Regions from separate parts of the Mus musculus genome. Here region 1 is linked to region 2. Evidence: chromatin contacts called from ENCODE Hi-C or POLR2A ChIA-PET data. All regions are on one chromosome and are shown on one strand. Each heading gives the region's core, a stretch centred on a gene start or an enhancer-like site at or near the end of the contact. The rest is flanking DNA. Distances are from core to core; before and after follow the strand shown.

Region 1 (3,879 bases), core at 841-3,340, 35 kb before region 2:
CTATTCCAGAGATCCTGAGTTCATCCACATGGTGGCTCAAAACCATCTGTAATGGGATCTGACGCCCTCTTCTTGTGTGTCTGAAGATACAGTATACTCACATATAATAAATAAGTAATTTATTAAAAAAAAAACAAGATGGAAAGCAATAGAAGAAGACTGCTTACATTGTCCTCTGGCCTCAACATGCACACACGCACACACATGCACATGTACCTCTCTACACATATGTATATGCACACATGAACACGTGCATACCCATACACACGAAACATATCTCACATACACACAGAAAGAGAGACAGAGAGAGAACAAAACAGACTCAGGGAAAGTATAGTCCAGTATCGCTCAACATTCGGCCGTTAACAATATTAGCCATAGCCCTAACAGGGCCCCAGAAGGCAGACAGAAGCCTATATCCAGATCCTAATGCCTCCATCTTTGATGGCACCAGTGACCTGTTTCACAATGAACATTCATAAGCCAGGGTCTTGGGCCTTGGGAAGTTGATGAACAACTGTAGAAGCTGGAGGTGAGCTGGCTGGTGGTGGATTCCTGGCTCTATGCCAGCCTCGAGGCCACCACAACCTTGCATAAACTTCTCCTGAGAACAACTTAACCTGGTATGTCTGTGGGATGGGTGGTAGGCAAGACAGAGAGAGGACCTTGAACAAGCTTAGCCTACTGGGATCCACACCATGTAGCCTCTTTCCCTAAGGGCCACTGAACCTGGGGCTTGCTTCCGGCAGACAGATGGGACCATGAAGGACATCCTCTGTTGCCCTCTATTTATTATTGGAGGAGGGAGAAGAGCTTGAACCAGCCAAGTGCTCTGCCCCAAGGCTATGTCCACAGCTTAGTTGTCCCAAATCAGTTGACGGGGTTATCAAAAAAGAACATGAGTTGATAAGCAACCTCGGGAGAAAAGATCTAGTCACACACTACTTGCTAGCAGAAGTCAGGGGTCAGAGCTGTCATCAGTACAGAATAAAAAAATGTCCCGGGGTACAGATCAGTTAGTAAAGTGTTTGCCTAACATGCATGAGGCCCTGGGTTTGATCCCCAACACCTTATAAACCAGTCATGGTAGTATACTTCTATAACCCTAGCACAAGGAAGGTGAAGGCTAGCCTCAGCTAGTGAGTTTAGGGCCAGCATGGGCAACAAAAGACCCTGACTCAGAAAACAAAAATATTAAACAAAAAATAAAACGTTAAAATTGATAATTAACAATAATAAGCTATCTTCCCTTTACAGATGTTTGTGAAGCCCCTGGTCATCTGTGTTCCTGCCAAGCTGACATCCTATATCACCATTTCCCAGTATGTCCCCATTTTTGGAAGAAAGGGATGGAGCTGTTGAGGAACAATGAAACTACTGAACGTGCGTCTTCATTTCATAAACAGAGGACAGGCTTGGGCTTCCCCCTCCAGTAGAGCGCTTGCTGAACATTCGTGCTGTCTGTTTGCATCCTTAGAAAGACCCCAAGAAGAGACAGAAAGAGACACTACACTTGCCCGTGACCTTCAAACACAGACAGATTCCAAGTTCAGAGGTGGCAATCTGTGGCAGCCCAGACAACTGGGTTCTCACCAGGCCCTCAGAGGGACATTGACAAAGACCCCACTGTAACCTGGTATCCTTTCCCCAGTCCATCGCTGCCCAGGGTCAGCTCAATGTCCCCACCTAAGGCCCCAGTGGAGGTCACCTCTCAGCATCCACACCCCCTAGCTGGTGCCAAACTCAGCAAAGGCAGACAGAATGTGGCCCACAGCCAAGAAGGAGAAACAGCCTTTGGAAGCCACTAAATCATCCCCTTTGTTCTAAGTACCCCAAGACAGTAGAATGATCTGGAAAACAAATTCCCATGAAATGATTCAGCAAGAGAGAAGAACGTTCTGGAGACTGACTTCTACCTAAACCATCTGAGCAGGTCTATGTAACAGCCTTTCTCAGAGCTGCCCTTTCTCTACACGAAAGGGCTGATTCCAGCAGAGAGGGTCATTCCACCTGCTGTGGAGCTCATCTGCCCGTTGAGCAAGCCAAGCTAGACCCTGAAAGCCAGGCACTGCTACCCTGTGTGGCCCTAGTGTCTGCAGGGAGCATGCAGGGAGGACACTGGCTCCCTGTCTACACAGCAGGAACTGACACACAGATGCCTCAGACAGGCTGTGCTGAGTTTTGTTCCACCCTCAAAGAAAACCCAACCCCTTCCCCCAAATGAAGCTGTCTTTACAATGCTTGCAGGACCAGGGTGGGATTTGTGCAGCTCTGATTGTTCGGGCGGGCTGGTCCCCAGACCGGCTGAGTCACACCGGAAGAGGCATTCTTCATAATTCTCCTCAGGCCCTGCAGGCTTTGTTTGTACACTTGCCTGTTTCCTGTTCCACTGCCCCTAGCCCTTCCTCCACCTGCGCACGCTGGCACTGCAGAGAGGACCGTCGCTGTGTGTACTAGCCTTAAAAAAATGAAGACAGAAAAATCTAGTTCTTCCTCATCAGCTTTCTCTGAGCATGGAGAAAGAAGAAAGGAAAAAGCAGGGAAGATGTTGCAGCCGGGGAGAGCTTTTCTCCTGCGGCTGAAATCCTGTCCCAACATGGCTTCCCGACCCCTCACCCAGAAGGGGAACCCTTCAGCCCTACGTCGCTGGAGAGAAAGTTCTCATACTCCACAATCTGTTTCCTGGAAACCCTGGGAGTTCCTCAGAGCCGCTCAGAGCAGCTGTGGAGGAAGAGAAGGCCAGGAAACTGAGGCAAGCCAAACACCAAGTTCTAGTGAGAGTAGAGAGACCAAGTTACAGTGTGCTCAGATCAGCACCTTCTTCTGCTCACTGTGTAGGCCACAAACAGGCCTAGAAGCAAAGGGACTCTACTCTGGGAGCTCTTAGGGGCTGGGGTCGGGGGAGGACACCATCCTCTCTGTGGCCCGGGTGTGACTACAATTAGTCACAAAGCTTGGGGCATTGCACTGAGTGGCTGCTCTGTGTGACTGGCCTGCTGGAGGAATGGCTATAAGATCAGCATCCAAAGCTCTGACCCAGAGTTGTTCCTGTCTGAGGGTACAAAAAGTAGAGAAGAGCCTGAGAGACAGGAGGTCCAGTGACAGGCCCAAATTGGGATCCAGCTCAAGGGGAGGCTCAGACCCCTGAGACTGTTACTGATGTTGTGGTGTGCTTGCAGACAGGAGCCTAGCATGGCTGCCCTCCGAAAGGCCCAACGAACAGCTGAAAGAGTCAGATGCAGATACTAGCACCTAGCCAGTGGATGGAAGGCAGGGACCCCTGTGGTTGAATTGGGGGAAAGCTGGAGGAAGATGAGGACGAGGGTGACCCCATGGGAAGACCAGCAGTCTCAACTGACCTAGACCACCAAGATCTCTCAGACACTGAGCCCCACCAACCAGGCAGCATACACCAGATGATATGAGCCCCCAGTCCCCACCCCCAGCACATATACAGCAGAGGACTGCCTGGTTTGGGTTCAGTCAAAGAAGATGCACCTAACCCTCGAGAGAATTGAGGCCCCAGGGAGTGGACCCAGGGAGTGGAGAGGCATGGTGTGGTGAGGAGTGGGGGTGGGAACATCCTCTTGGAGATGGGGAGGGGGGTGGGGAGAGGGGGGATGGGATAGGAAGCAGTCAGGGGGCAAACCGGGAGAGGGATGAAGACTGGACTGTAAAAAAAGAATTAAAGAATTTTAAAATAAAAAAAAAATAAAAAGCTAGAAAGTCATCTCAGACAGGAACTTGAGGGGAGACAAAGGAAAGTTCAGAGGGGTGGCCATGGAAGACATGACACTTGGTCAAAAAAAAAAAAAAAAAAAGAGGAGGGAAGGGGGAGACAACAGCTTTCTTGGGAGAATGCAAGTGTGTCATCATGAG
Region 2 (4,025 bases), core at 667-3,166:
CCCTATACCCCTGGCTTCATCGGTACCAGGTGTGTCCACCAAGGAAGGCATGCCATTAGCTCCACAATTTTGGCCCTAGAAAGGAACACCAGAAAGTCATCTGCAGAGCATCCCCAGCGGCTGGCTTGTGGGTCCTTCTTAGAAGGAGGCTTGAGTTGAGGACCTAGCCCAACATGACGTTTAGAAAGTACATGCCATCTTCATAGGTGCAGCATCCATCACTGATCAGATGCGTTCTGGGCACCCTAAATCCTAATCATTTACCAAGGACACTTGCACACGCCCATAATAAAGGTTACCCAGAGGAGAGGCATTTTCCATCCATTTCCATGAGTGGAGGAGAAATTGCAGGGGAAGCAGATACGATATTGCTGGTGGAAGAGCTTGGGAGGGGTCCTAAGTATGTAATCTACCAATTCTAACACATTCCTCGCATGTCACTGGGCCAGGCTCTGTCTGTCTGCACTGACTTTGTCACCACCCATGGGGTGTGGATGCTGGGAGGTGACCCCCACTGGGGCTTCAGGTGTGGATGCTGAGCCGACCCTGGGTAGAGATGGTCAGAGATGAATATGGGAGACAATACCAGGTCACAGTGGGAAGGAGATAAAGCATTCTTGTGGCTCGTGTGCATCTTGATGACTCTACACTACATCTTGCTTCCCTGCAAATCAAGAGCTGGATCGCTGTACTGCACAGATGGAAAGTTCCTCCTTCTCACTGGCTAGAGTCTGTTCCTTCTGCTTCCTGGACTTGATACAAGGCTCATCTGTGGGATAACCCCAAAGGAGGCAGGGCTGAGTATCCTAGCATATACCTTGCAGACATGGGGACTCAGAGGAAATTCCCATGTTCCCCCATGCAGAATCTCTCCATGAGCAAGCACAGGCTGAAGGAAAGAGGAAAAAGGACAGATGGTTCTGAACTTCAGAGTGAAACCTGCCACAGATGGCAAGGTCCCACCTGCCCTGGGAAGTCATATCAGAGAATGAGGCTTCAGGTACACGGAAGAAGAGTGCATTTATACACCATAGTGACTGTATTGAGGATGTTAAAAAAAAAAAAAGAGCTTTAGTCCTATGACCAACAAGAATATGTAGCCAGTACTCAGAGAGCAGGGCCAGACTCTCAGCCATCCCTTACACTGAGAGCTCCCGGCCCCTCCCTCCCCAGCCCGCAGCTGTAGATTCACAGAGCCACCCACTGAGCTCAGATCAGCTCCTGGAGAAGTCTATTTGGTACCAGCCAACTCTTCCAGCCCCACATCCCTGAGGGAGAAGCAGGTGCTGACTGCCCTGCCTAATCTAAGTTCAGATGGAGTGTGCAGAACAGAATGTCAGCCTTTTGCCTGTGTGGAGGCCCCAGGGCACGTGGATCTGGCCTCCATCAACAGGCACAGAAAATCTGCCTCTGGCGCTCTCGGGACACCACCCTGTTCCTGCCAAAAACATTACCAGGGCTGCTGAGGTCCACAGGAGACAGACTGCCCAGGCAGACTGTGTCTCCCAGCTTTCTTGGGCTCTGTCCAGCTGCCAAGAGAGACACGGTGCCCAAAGGAGAACGAAACATGTTGCCCAAAGTTCTGCACTATGCAATGGCACTGAAAGACTGTCAAGCTGAAACTAAAATAAGATAAAACATGTAGCTTTTCTTTTCAAAAGCAAGCTACTAGAAACACTGAAGGCTGTGGGGTTTTGTTTTGTTTGTTTGTTTTGTTTGTTTGTTTTGTTTTGTTTTGTTTTTTTGCAATCCCACGGGCAACAGGCACTCAGGCCCTTCACTTTCCCCACCAACAATGCCAGGAAATCAACTTGCCCAGCCTGAAGACTGGCGCTGCTTTCCTTTACAAATTAAGAGCTGATGCTCTTCTGAGAGGCAGCCCTGTTCCCCATCAGCTTCCTGGTGTACACTGCTGGTTTTCCCTGCAGTGGCCTACTGGTCTGCCAATGTCCCTGGCTTCATTTTAACTTCTTGTGAGAATGTGCCAAGGCACCTGCAAGCCTTTTGGGAAAAAAAAGGGGGGGGGTGTAAAAAAAGAAAAAAGAAAAAAAAAGTAAGGAGAAGCTGACAAATAAGCAGGCAGAGTTTAGCATTTGCATCTGGCAATCTAAGAGGCCAGTCTGGGAGCTAGAACTGTCTGCACAAGGACTGACAAACAGGCTGACCGCGTCCATAGGGCCAGACAGAGAGGCATGAAGCATCTTTGAAGAGGATGAATGATAGCTTAGAGTATCAGGTGTGTTAGATACGAGTCCCAGTAGAAGAAGTCACCCCCAAACCTACGCATCTTCAAACCAACCTCACTCAAGTTCGTGTTTTCAGGAGGCTTGGCTGTGGTCCGGGGCTCTGTGCAGTGTGATCAGTAGCAGCTGGAACTTTGGGGAATTAGGAAGGTATCACCTCGTTCAGCCTCAGTCCCAGAGTGCTGTCCTTTCCCCCTCTGGCTACTTTTCAATCCCACCACAGGCTAGCTTGTGTGTCCTCAACAAGATGGCAGCCAGTGGCCACAGGACACATTGTGTGTCAGCTCGGAAGTCGGGCAACATACCTGCCAGCTACCAATGAAGATCCTGCAGGAGGCAGGAGCCTTCCCTTCTATGAGATACCATGTACCTATGAGGACTGAAAGTGGCCCGGTGTTCTGGGGGAAAGGAGACAGCCTTCCCAACTCAGAGGGGTGGAGGGCAAAGATCATGGAAGGTGGAGGCTTTAAAACTGCTATCCCAAGTCAGCACGCTCCAGCCATTGCTGGAAGAGAAAGATGCACATGGTGGACTAAGCTCATCTGCTGTGGTCCAGGGCAGCAGAGCATGCCTGCATAGAGACGCAGCTCAGGAGCAGAAGTGTACATCTATCTTTGTGGGGACACTGTCTCATGAGCATTGTGCCACACAGATCCTCCCAAGCCTTGCCAGCCTGACTCATCCAGCCAAGCATATTCCAGGTTGCTGGCTGGAAACACTTCGGCCCAGAGAAAGGGGCTTTTACGGGTGGTGCCCTAGCCTGCCAGGAGCACCTTGGGTCCGGTTTTCCTGGAACAATGGGGGATATACTACAGTCTAATTAGTCTCTGGCTGGGAGACTAAGAGGACACAATATGTGCTTTCCTGTTTGGAAAACTGAAAACAAGTTTTAAAGAATAGATGCTGAGTTCCTACTGAGCCCATTCTTTGTACTAATATGGCTGCGACCCTTGGGTGCTGCCTGGGTTTCAAGGACCAAGTTGCTTGGAGGACAAAGGTGAGTGAGTAGATTTGGTCAACAGCTGAGGTGCTTGAGAAAACAGCCAGCGAGAGAGAGAGAGAGAGAGAGAGAGAGAGAGAGAGAGAGAGAGAGAGAGAGAGAAAGGCTGGCCAGCTGTTGTGTTGTGTGGATCACTAAGGCCTCTGCCCCAGCCTCAGTCACCCTGGGTCTCTAGTCTCCATCCTGCCCCATGTCCTGAAGCAGCCAATGCTGGTCACGCTGACAGACATCCCCATGCGCTCTCTCTCTCTCTCTCTCTCTCTCTCTCTCTCTCTCTCTCCTGCATGCTGTGAAAAGCCCATCTTTCCACACAGAGAAAACCTGTGACTGCCCTGCCCCAACACAAAAGCCCGTAGTAGAAAACCCAGCATTTGGCGCTCAGAATCCTCACGGAACGAAAGATGTTATACCACAGCAATGCTACCTACCACAGAGCTGACCTGCCCATGGTGCCTTTCCCGAGACAGGGCTGTGCCCCACGTATCCCTTTCGGGAATAAGATTTTCAATGCACTGGCGCAGTCAACCCTTCCAGGTTAGATCAAAATTAGAGGCCGAGTACACAGGTAAGTTAAGAGCAGCACTTTCAGGTGGGCGTGGAGTCAGAGACAGCGTGAATAAGTATTTTGTTTCTTTCAGTTTGCCTTAACTGCTGTTTCTTTGCTCAGCTCCCTGGATGTGGGTGCTCATGTACATCAAACCCAGAGAAAACTGATGCAAGACAGTCTTGCACAATGCTGATTTCTATCGGAACCCCGATACTTCTCAAGGACGGGCATTAGT

What was found. A loop is a pair of places that touch in the nucleus more often than their neighbours do. ChIA-PET counts read pairs that join two places held with the same protein, here RNA polymerase II (POLR2A).
Region 1: a loop to region 2 is called in a map of gastrocnemius, with 2.1 times the contacts of the local background. The contact joins two enhancer-like sites. A Hi-C loop is called at or near these places in 3 of 37 maps with a recorded cell type or tissue (gastrocnemius and heart). POLR2A ChIA-PET finds 5 or more read pairs at or near these places in 3 of 5 experiments (Patski and embryonic stem cell).

What each region holds. Positions count from the first base shown.
Region 1 is chr13:51,962,977-51,966,855 of GRCm38, reverse strand. No RefSeq gene overlaps it. Among named protein-coding and RNA genes, the nearest start is that of Gadd45g, 120 kb to the right of the region's middle. Within about 2 kb of position 2,090, at least 2 of the 3 ENCODE cell types and tissues checked have a DNase peak (open chromatin) inside an H3K27ac peak, as active enhancers do; they include gastrocnemius, where a contact is called at or near this core.
Region 2 is chr13:51,927,825-51,931,849 of GRCm38, reverse strand. No RefSeq gene overlaps it. Among named protein-coding and RNA genes, the nearest start is that of Gadd45g, 83 kb to the right of the region's middle. Within about 2 kb of position 1,916, at least 1 of the 3 ENCODE cell types and tissues checked has a DNase peak (open chromatin) inside an H3K27ac peak, as active enhancers do; it is gastrocnemius, where a contact is called at or near this core.